Regions from separate parts of the Homo sapiens genome. Here region 2 is linked to region 1. The links are chromatin loops, found by intact Hi-C in ENCODE. Cell type or tissue: PC-9. All regions are shown on one strand. Each heading gives the region's core, and the rest is flanking DNA. Links, peaks and the distances in the headings are about the cores only. Region 1 overlaps CLMP (CXADR like cell adhesion molecule). Region 2 overlaps GRAMD1B (GRAM domain containing 1B).

Region 1 (5,374 bases), core at 197-5,196:
AAAAAAAAAACAAAAAACAAACAAACAAAAACCACAGTTCCTCCTGCCCATCTCTTTGAAGGGGGTCTTAAGGTTCAGGAGAATCTATGAGAAAATGTAAATACGGCTTGGCACAGTGGCTCACACCTATAATCCCAGCACTTTGGGAGTCCAAGATAGGCAGATCACCTGAGGTCAGGAGTTTGAGACAAACCTGACAAACGTGGCAAAACCCTGTCTCTACTAAAAATACAAAATTAACCAGGTGTGGTGGCGCATGCCTGTAATCCCAGCTATTCACGTGGCTGAGGCAGGAGAATCGCTTGAACCCAGGAGGCGGAGGTTGTGGTGAGCCAAGATTGTGCCACTGCACTCCAGCCTGGGCGACAGAGCAAGACTCCATCTCAAAAAAAAAGAAAGAAAGAAAAGAAGAAAGAAAGAGAGAGAGAGGAAGGAAGGAAGGAAGGAAGGGAGGGAGGGAGGGAGGGAGGGAGGGAGGGAAGGGAAGGAAATAAATGTAAATACCTTTTAGAGGATAAAACTTTAAACTACTCTTAATTGAGTGTAGGCAGCAGTCATGTGAGAAAAAGTCCCTTCTAGCAGAGATGAGCAGGGGAAGAGAACTAACATTTTAATGGGAGACTCCTATGTGCTTTCACAATGCTAGCTGCTTTCCTCAGTGTCTTCTTTAATTCCCATTTTGCGGATGGAAACACTAAGGCTCAGAAGGTAATTTTCTCAAGCTCCCAGAGGTCCTTTGATAAGTGCCTGAGGTGCATGCAAAAGCTCCCACTTAGGGAGAGCTTGCGGCTTCCCTGAAGGCATTCTGCCTGTGCCTAAGGAGGCAGTCCTTACCACTGCCACCACTCAGCACCTCTTCCCATAGGTAAATGCTGCAACAGAATCCTAGCAGAGACTATTCCCTTACTTGCAATTCTGCCACTAATTAGTTTTGTGACGTGACATCTCAATTCTCTGGGGTGCAATCTCCTCATAAGTTAAACTGATGATCTCTAAAGTCTTTCCTAACAAAGATGAATCTTCCAGTGCCCACGCAATCCAAGGCTAGCCACAGGATGGTCAGACTGCCCCTTTCCTCTCACCCATCAGATGGCAGACAAGCTCAGCAGCCCCCATGAGCACTGCTAAGCCTTGGAGTTAAAGACAGAGGCCGGACGCGGTGGCTCACACCTGTAATCCCAGCACTTTGGGAGGCTGAGGCGGGTGGATCATAAGGGGTCAGGAATTCGAGACGAGCCTGGCCAACATGGTGAAACCCCGTCTCTACTAAAGATACAAAAAATTAGCTGAGCATGGTGGCGCCTGCCTGTAATCCCAGCTACTTGAAAGGCTGAGGCAGGAGAATCGTTTGAACCTGGGAGGCGGAGGTTACAGCGAGCTGAGATGACGCCATTGCATTCCAGCCTGAGCAACAGGGCGAGACTCCGTCTGGGGAAAAAAAAAATAGAACCCAGGACCGGGCGCGGTGGCTCATGCCTGTAATCCTAGACTTTGGGAGGCTGAGGCGGGCAGATCACTTGAGGCCAGGAGTTTGAGACCAGCCTGGTCAACATGGAGAAACCCCATCTCTACTAAAAAAAATAGCTCGGTGGGTGGTGCAACCCTGTAATCCCAGTTACTCATGAACCCGAGATCACAGCACTGCACTCCAGCCTGGGCTACAGAGGGAGAATCTGGATTAAAAAAAAAAAAAAAAAAAAAAAAAGCCAGGCATGGTGGCTCAGGCCTGTAATCCCAGCACTTTGGGAGGCCGAGGCGGGCTGATCACCTGAGGTCAGGAGTTTGAAACCAGCTTGGCCAACGCAGTGAAATCCCGTCTCTACTAAAAATACAAAAATTAGCCAGGCATGGTGGTGCATGCCTGTAATCCCCGCTACTCAGGAGGCTGAGGCACAACAATCACTTTAACCTGGGAGGCAGAGGTTGCAGTGAGCCGAGATTGCGCGACTGCACTCTAGCCTGGGCAACAGAGTGACACTCTGTCTCAAAAAAAAAAAAAAAGAGACAGAACCCAGGCCCCTCTCTGCTTAGGTGGGTTTAAAAAAGAAAAGAAAAAAAAGTACAGAAGACCCTTTGAGCAATGTAAAAAAATGTAAAAGCTTTAATGTAAAAAAAAAGAAAGAAAGAAAGAAAAAAAAAGGGACAGAAGGAGAAGGACCTTAGAAATCTGTAGAAATCTCAGTGGCCTCCTGGAGTCTAACGAACTGAAGTTCAAGGAAGACTAGAAGTGTATGCGCCCTGATCTCATGGCTCCCTGCCTTGATGAAGCCATTTGTATTCACAGAGGGGCTCCTCCCTGCACTGCTGTATTTAATTCTGGATATGGTATAAATAGGACTTGGCTGACTGTCAAAGCACACCACCCGCCACAATGTTCCAGTTTTTTGGGGACATCAGACGAATCTGAGCCTTTGATTCCCTCTAGTGGCTTAAATTGGCAACTTTCATAGCTGGCTCTTGGCATTTGTTATTGAATGTTTAAGTATCTATTGTATGCACTAAATTGGTGCTGGGTTCTCTAGCTCTGCCTGGAATGTAGGGCACTGGTTTCATTTGAGCATTTTTGTGTCCGGTGGAAAGTGATCAGGGTTAAGCCAGAGCTCCTTCTTACAAAGCTCCTTCTTAACAAAGCTTAGCTTAGTACAGTGCAAACCAGTGAATTTCCCAGCTATTCTAAAGCTGCTTTATAGTAATTCTGGGAGGATGGGTTATTATATGGGTTATTTCTGCCGCTAAATGAGTTGTAGGACCTTGGGCTGTCTCTTTTACCCCTGGGTCTTAGTTTGCTCATTGGTAAAAATGAGCGTGTGGGTTACACTCAGATAAATTCAACAAATATTAATTGAACACCTGCAGTGTGAGACCCTGGGCTGAGTACTATGAGAAGGCAGCAATGAATGGTACTTGATGTCAAAGAGCTTACAGGATAATGGGAGAACCAGACATCCTGGAAGCCACATAAAATTGGGCAGGAGGAGGCTGGGCGTGGTAGCTCACACCTGTAATTCCAGCACTTTGGGAGGCTGAGGCGGGTGGATCACTTGAGGCCAAGAGTTCGAGACCAGCCTGACCAACATGGTGAAATCCTGTCTCTACTAAAAATACAAAAAAAAAAAAAAAAAAAAAGCTACTCGGGAGGCTGAGGCAGGAGAATCACTGGAACCTGGGAGGCGGAGGTTGCAGTGAGAGGAGATCGAGCCACTGCACTCCAGCCTGGGTGACAGAGCAAGACTATCTCAAAAAAAAAAAAAACCTGGCTGGGCACGGTGGCTGTCACCTGTAATCCCATCACTTTGGGAGGCCGAGGTGGGCGGATCACGAGGTCAGGAGATTGAGACCATCTTGGCCAACGTGGTGAAACCCTGTCTCTACTAAAAATACAAAAATTAGCTGGGTGTGGTGGCACATGCCTGTAGTCCCAGCTACTCAGGAGGCTGAGGCAGGAGAATCACTTGAACCGGGGAGTCGGAGGTTGCACTGAGCCAAGATTGTGCCACTGCACTCCAGCCTGGCGACAGAGAGACACTCCATCTCAAAAAAAAAAAAAAAAAAAACCTGGAAAGATAGCTCAAAGGGCCAATCTTAGGTTCTACAATAGTGTTATTTGCAGGAATAACTAGGGAAGTTGCATATCTTATTTTTTTTTTTTAGAGACAGGGTCTTACTCTGTCACCCATGCTGGAGTGCAGTGGTGCAATCATGGCTCACAACAGCCTCGACTTTCCAAGCTCAGGTGATCCTCCCACCTCAGCCCCCCAAGTAGCTGGGACTACAGGCTGGGCCGCCATGCCTGGCTAATTTTTGCATTTTTAGTGGAGATAGGGTTTGGCCATGTTGCCCAGGCTGGTCTCAAAACTCCTGGACTCAAGCAGTCCACCCACTCTGGCCTCCCAAAGTGCTGGGATTACAGGCATGAGCCACCGCACCCGGCCTGGAAGTTGCATATCTTATAACCTTGGAGTAATGGCTGACAATGGCTTATGCCTGTGCCTTACCAGGATTTAGTCTCTCCTTCCCAGCCTGATGGCCTCCCATTAGCTTTGCAAAAGCGGTTGAGTTTTGGGCAAGGCCTGTTATCATTTAAACTGTAACCTAAATGTCTTCCAAAGTTAGCTTGGCCCAATAGCCCAGGAATAATTAAGGGAAAGGGAAGATCCAGGGAGGGTTAGTTTAGCTTACTGTTATAATTTTCCCACTGATATAACACTTGCCAAGGCCGTTTCAGATGCCTCTGAGGGCTCCTCCCCAGCAGTCTCAGCCCAAGCAGCCTTGCTGCAGAATGAAGCACAATCTCCCCTGCTCCATTCTTCTTCATCTCATTTCCCTGAAAGCAAGAATACCGGAAGCCATTTTCCTTCCCACAGATTGGCTGCTAATCAATTTTGGTAAATAAACAGGGAATTAGAGAATTAGAAAATAAACAGGGAGGCCGGGTTTGGTGGCTCATGCCTGTAATCCCAGCACTTTGGGAGGCCGAGGCAGGCGGATCACCTGAGGTCAGAAGTTTGAGACCAGCCTGGCTAACATGGTGAAGCCCCGTCTCTATTAAAAATACAGAAAAATCAGCCGGTGTGGCACACGCCTATAATCCCAGCTACTCCAGAGACTGAGACAGGAGAATGCCTTGAACCCAGGAGGCAGAGGTCGCAGTGAGCTGAGATCGCGCCACTGCACTCCAGCCTGGGTGACAGAGCGAGACTCCATCTCAAAAGAAAAGAAAAAGGCTGTTTCATATTTTGAAACCATCTGACAGGAAACTACAGAGAATGGAAGATAGAACTTGGGGGGATACAAGAATAGGTGTCTCTAAGGGAGGCAGGAACTCCTTGTAAGAGCCCACTTGTTCCCCAAGGTATTTCTGCACTCACAGAGAGGTCGGGGGCAGGCGGTGGGGGAGGAGGGTAGTAACCTGTCTCTAGGAAGGCTCTAAGGAGCAACCTGGAACCCAGCCCGTGACCTGGTATTGAAGCCTGTTTTGGGGAGGATGCCAAGCCCTGACTTCCTGTCTCAGTGGGAGGAAAAAAAAAGTGTTTTTGGGAAAAAGCAGAGAAATTAAGGGACCTGAGACAGTTTAGCCCAGGCACAATGGATGGAACAGAAGTGTTTCCAAGAGCTTCATTTAGAGGCACAAGAGAAATGAAAAATAAAGAAATAAAGCAAAGCAGGGCTGTGACTTCCTCTAACACAACAACTGAGGGTGGACACTATTTGCAGAGCTGTGTGAGCATCAGCAGTGGAAAGGGAGGCGCCGCCTGGGGAAAGAACACAGGGATGCCTGTTGGACAGATGCCTGCATCACAATGGACTTGAATCTAAACTCAGTGCCTACCCTCCCCAGCTCACCCCCAAATAAAACACATCGTACTCCTGGCTT
Region 2 (5,374 bases), core at 126-5,125, 450 kb before region 1:
TTCTTTCATGTCCCTCCAGCATGTAGGAGTACTGGGTACACACATATTCAGTAAATATCTTTGGGCTGGGCATGGTGGCTCATGCCTGTAATCTCAGCAGTTTGGGAGGGAGAGGCGGGTGAATCACTTGAGCTCAGGAGTTTTAGACCAGCCTGGCCAACGTGGTGAAACCCCATCTCTACTAAAAATACAAAAATTAGCCAGGCATAGTGGCACACAATTGTAATCCCAGCTACTCGGGAGGCTGAGGCAGGAGAATCTCTTGAACCTAGGAGGCAGAGGTTGCTGTGAGCCATGATCGCACCACTGCACTCCAGCCTGGGCGACAGAGCAAGACTCTGCATTAAAAAAAAAAAAAAAAAAAAAAAAGTTGCACTGAATGTCCTTTCCTCCATTAAGGCATAGACACAGGGGTTGGTGGAATCAAGTGGCCAGAGTCCTAGTCCTAACTTCCCCACTCACTTACTATGTAACTTTGAACAAGTTGTGCTAATTTTGAGGGGACTTTACTTCTTCCACTACAAAATGTACAGCTGTATATGGGCTTACATTGTTAGTATTTTCATGGTTTGTATTAAATACAATGGGTTAAAACCGTATGTCAGGGACCAGACAAATACAACTTCAAATGTTAGTCCTATCAATTACTTCTTCTGTGCTCTTTGAAAAGTTAGCTTCACTAAGTTTCCGATCTTTCAATCTTAATGGAACATGTGAGGATTAAATGATGTAAATACATGCAACCTGCTTCTCACTGCATCTGACACATAGTATGTATCTGTCCAGTAAACTACAGCTACTATAATCAATATTGGTCAAAAGCAATAGCTACTGTTGAAAAACACAGTGAAAAATATTTTCTAGTGGTGAGACAGATATTCAGAAGCCTTGAGTTTGGATACAAGAAAGATCTCAGTTCCTTAAGATGCACGAAGTATGTGCGTGGTATTTCTTCAGTCACCAAAATGTTATTTGCCTGCTACCCTCAAAATGGACACATTAAATAATAGAAAAGTAACAAAACAAGCGAATCAGGGAATCTGGACTGTGTCTACTGTTACAGAATACAAGGCTTTCATGATGAGAAGCGCTTCACTTGAGCTACAATAAAACCAAAACTATCCTGATGATAGCAAAAGAGTACTATTTATGTGCAGTGCAATTTGCTAAACCCCTGACAAGAATTATTTCACTGAATTATATCAACAGTATATGAAATGGATACTACTTACTATTCCCATTTCTCAGATGACAAAACGAAGAGGTAGAAAGTTTAATAACTTGCCTATAGTACATGGTTATTAAGTAGTAGAGCCTGTATCTGAAACCCCATCTGCCTTACCCGAGTCCTACTCTGAACGATTACATTGCGTGTGAAAAGAAGGGGCTACTGACATGCCATTAGGAAGGCATGGGCCTTTTTGTCCTAACGGTGTTTATAATTTCCCATAGAGGCACTCATACTTTCTGCCCTTGTCCTTCTTGAAAGGACAGCACAAACTCTGGGGTGACCAGCTGATCCAAGAGCAGGTACATGCTGCAATCCTAACAAAGCCAACAGGACTTCCACAAACGGAACTTACGCCTCCGGACTCAATCTCCACACTTTCACAGCTATTTGGTGCCTAAATTCCCAAGCTGCTTTTCTGTAAATGAATTTAGGAAATTGAGGTAAAAGTGGGTACCTTTCTCTGAATTAAACCTTTCCTTCAGAGATACAGAAAACTGACACTATCTTCTACTTTTTAAAGGAAAAGAGGTTTCTGAGAGTCCTGTGCAGTGTCAAAAGCACTTTCCAGAGACCACCCTAGATGAATCAGGGCTAAGAAAGAGAAGTTAAGATACACCTGCAAATCCAACTGAACCAATCCATTCAACCCAGACCTGATCAATCACATTTTATATAAAGAGGGTCAGTGTCTACATAGTATTTTATTCACTTCCTGTGTTTGATAATCTTTGTTGACATGCATGGGAGATGTTGAAAATAAAGGCTAAGATCTTACGTCTCTGAATCCCACCTGCATACTAATAAAATAAAATTTAAAAACTTTTACAGAGTAGCACTCCAAACAGTTTACATAAATCTGAATTTGTTGAATCATGGAGAATGATAGGCAAAAGCGAATCTCATTGTTTTAAAACTATCATCCAAATCACGAGTGCTTTTCTGAAGCATAGTCATTTAGGAGATTTCTGAGTGTGTGGGATACAAAGAAGAAGAGAAACAGGGATCGACAAGTTACTGAGAATTCACCATTGCAGGCACAGGGGTGCTTTTATGCCTTTTATCCTTTTATAAAATTTATTTAAGGCCAGGCGCAGTGGCTCATGCCTGTAATCCCAGCACTTTGGGAGGCCGAGGCAGGTGGATCACCTGAGGTCAGGAGTTCAAGACCAGGCTCGGCAACATGGTGAAACCCTGTCTCTACTAAAAATACAAAAATTAGCCAGGCGTGGTGGTGGGCGCCTATAATCCCAGCTACTCAGGGGGCTGAGGCAGGAAAGTCACTGGAACCCAGGAGATGGAGATTGTGGTGAGCCGAGATCGTGCCATTGTGCTCCAGCTGAGTAAGAAGAGCAAAACTCCGTTTTAAAAAAAAAAGTATTTTATCAAACTGATGAGAAAACTGAGTATCAGGAGCCTGTACTTTAAGTACCCATGATCCTACAGTTATTTCTAAAAATCCATCTTTTCCACTGGGCACAGTGGCTCACATCTGTAATCCCAGCACTTTGGAAGGCTGAGGCAGGTGCATCACCTGAGATCAGGAGTTCAGACCAGCCTGGCCAACATGGTGAAACCCCATCTCTACTGAAGATACAAAAAATTAGCCAGGTGTGGTGGCAGGCATCTGTAATCCCAGCTACTTGGGAGGCTGAGGCAGGAGAGTTGCTTGAACCCAGGAGGCAGAGGTTGCAGTGAGCCAAGATCGCACCATTGCACCCCAGCCTCGGTGACAGAGTGAGACTCTGTCTCAAAAAATTATAATAAAATAAAATCCATCTTTTCACCATACCATGCTACTTCCATAAATAAACATCTACAAGGCAAAAGGTGCTTGTATAATATTGCATTTAACCCTCAAAACAACCCTTCAAGGTAAGTTCCGTTGTTCCTACTCAGGCTACGTATCCATGTATTGCCCCTCAGCTGCAAATCCACCCTTCTTTTCCCTGCCTTGTGATGCTGGAGCTGTGCCCTGTCAACGTTTCTTCTTTGCCGGCTGGCACAATGTTATATCTTGTCAGTAGAGGGCGCTAGAGAGACACTAGAAGGGGCTGCCCTTTTTTGTTCTGGTGCTTTTCTGCAGAAGTCACCAGCCTCCCAATGAGTTTCACTGATACCCTAATGGGCAGTTTCCAGCTTATGTGCCCCAGTCCCCAGAACCTCTAGAGCCTCTGTGCCATACACTGGGCAATGGCCACACCCTCTCCAATAAGTTCTGAATTTTAGCCTTGGGTTTGGAGGAAGTGCAGGGAGCCTTCTTAGAAGTTTGTCCTTCAGTGAGTGAGTGGCTCAATCCTAGGAGCTGCTCCCTACATCTGTTATAACAAGAGGCATCTGTTATACCTCCATTCTTCAGAGACCTTTCCATGTTTTTACTTGTTAATGATTCTTTTATCTTTCCTTCTTGAGACAGGGTCTCCCTCTGTTGCCCTGGCTGGAGTGCAGTGGCACAATCTCGGCTCACTGCAACCTCAACCTTCTGGGCTCAAGCAATCCTCCCACCTCAGCCTCCGGAATAGCTGGGGCTACAGGCACACACCACCATGTCCGGCATTTTGTTTCTTTCTTTCTTTTTTTTTTTTTTTTTTTTGTAAAGATGGGGTCTCCCTATGTTGCCCAGGCTGCTCTGAAACTCCTGGGCTCAAGCGATCCTCCCACCTTGGCGGCCCAAAGTGCTGGAATTATATGCATGAGCCACTGCACCCAGCCAATGATTCTTAATATTAAATTTTCCCTGTTCAAATTATTGGTGTGGTTTCTGTCTTATGGGACCCTCACTGATACACTACTATATGGATGAGCAAAAAGAAACTCAGATGAGTAGGACATCATCCCTTCCTCAAGTTATTCCTCCAATAAAATGGTTAAAAGCATTCAAAGTATACTATGAGCCAGGCAGGGATTTTATACATTTAATATGTATTCCTTCCTTTTATCCACTGACCCTACTTTATGGAAGAGGAAACTGAGGCATCTCAGTGACTGAAGAATTTTCCCAGATCACATACAGAGTAAACAGAGAAACCAGGATTTGTCTCCAAGATTCTGCAGTGCTGCCCCAAACAACTGGCTGCCCTGAGAGTGAAAGAGGGTCAAGGAAACAGAGGGTATATAGACAGTCTGTCAGGAAGTTTGGAAGAGGAAGAAAGCTAGATTGTTAGCCAAAGAGGTCAACATCTGACCAAAGTTTTTTTAATGGGAGGGGTCATTAAAGATCTTCTAACTCAGTCCTTGAATTATAAACGAGTTGGTATACACTGGCCATCAGGGACTCTAGAGACCCTATTAAATAACTCTTTCCTGAATTAATGCTTAGGATATAGTCTGTGCATTATGAGCCATTAATGCAAGAGAACTGATGTTCCACAGATGTCCACTCTGTCCTCTCCGAGTTCCCCAACTCAGACTCTAATCCACGGAGGCTGGTTCAGGGGTGTCCAAATGGATATACTGATTGCCTCTGACCCAGCTGTAACCCAAGACCTCTCATTAATCCTGCATCTCTCTCATGAGGTGAGTGATGTCTACGTAATTAAAACTTAAAGCAAGAAATGGCCAGGAGATTGAAGGGTGAGGAAGCTGAGGATTCAGATGGCTCCAACACAACATTCACCCTTTAGCAACCAACATTGCCATTCAATCAGGTAGCCACCCTTTAAGTAAAATTTTATCATGTACACATGGATACATATGAAAGCCTTCCCTGGGACAAAATGCAGCCCAGCAGAATAAACACACTTAGCCCTTAGCTCACTGGGAACAGAGCTTACTAGGGGTAAACCCCATTTCACCATGCACACCAATTCTCTTTTCCAATTTTCTTTTAATCTTATCCAAATAGAATAACTGGCTCCTGGGTATTATCTTTTTCTTTTCTAAGTGTTCACTACAACCAAATCTACATTTTCAGCCAGCTTCAACTACAAATTCACCAAATGATCTATACTAGTGCTCCCTAAACTTTGCTGCACTTCAGAATCATCTGAGAGTTTTTACATAACCAACTAAACAAGAATGTCTGGGGGTGGGAGCCAGGTATCAGAGCTTTTGAAGGATCTCCAAGTGATTGAAATATGCGGCAATGTTTAGGAATCATTGGTCTATACTATTTTAACCTAATTCTCTAGTAATTTAGTATCTAAA

Evidence for each region. A loop is a pair of places that touch in the nucleus more often than their neighbours do. Peaks named below come from ENCODE experiments on the same cell type or tissue, not always from the same donor. Only the 100,000 strongest peaks of a DNase experiment are listed, where the experiment ranks them.
Region 2: a loop joins it to region 1, with 4 times the contacts of the local background. A loop is called at or near these places in 3 of 110 quality-filtered maps.

What each region holds. Positions count from the first base shown.
Region 1 is chr11:123,100,460-123,105,833 of GRCh38, reverse strand. The region is part of intron 1 of CLMP (CXADR like cell adhesion molecule); the gene reads left to right. Among named protein-coding and RNA genes, the nearest start is that of HSPA8, 41 kb to the right of the region's middle. In PC-9, for the core only: CTCF peaks have their summits at 2,226 and 2,437 (motif pointing left); a DNase peak (open chromatin) is centred at 2,423.
Region 2 is chr11:123,552,973-123,558,346 of GRCh38, reverse strand. All of the region lies in intron 2 of GRAMD1B (GRAM domain containing 1B), which reads right to left. Among named protein-coding and RNA genes, the nearest start is that of SCN3B, 99 kb to the left of the region's middle. In PC-9, for the core only: CTCF peaks have their summits at 3,047 and 3,246 (motif pointing right); a DNase peak (open chromatin) is centred at 3,266.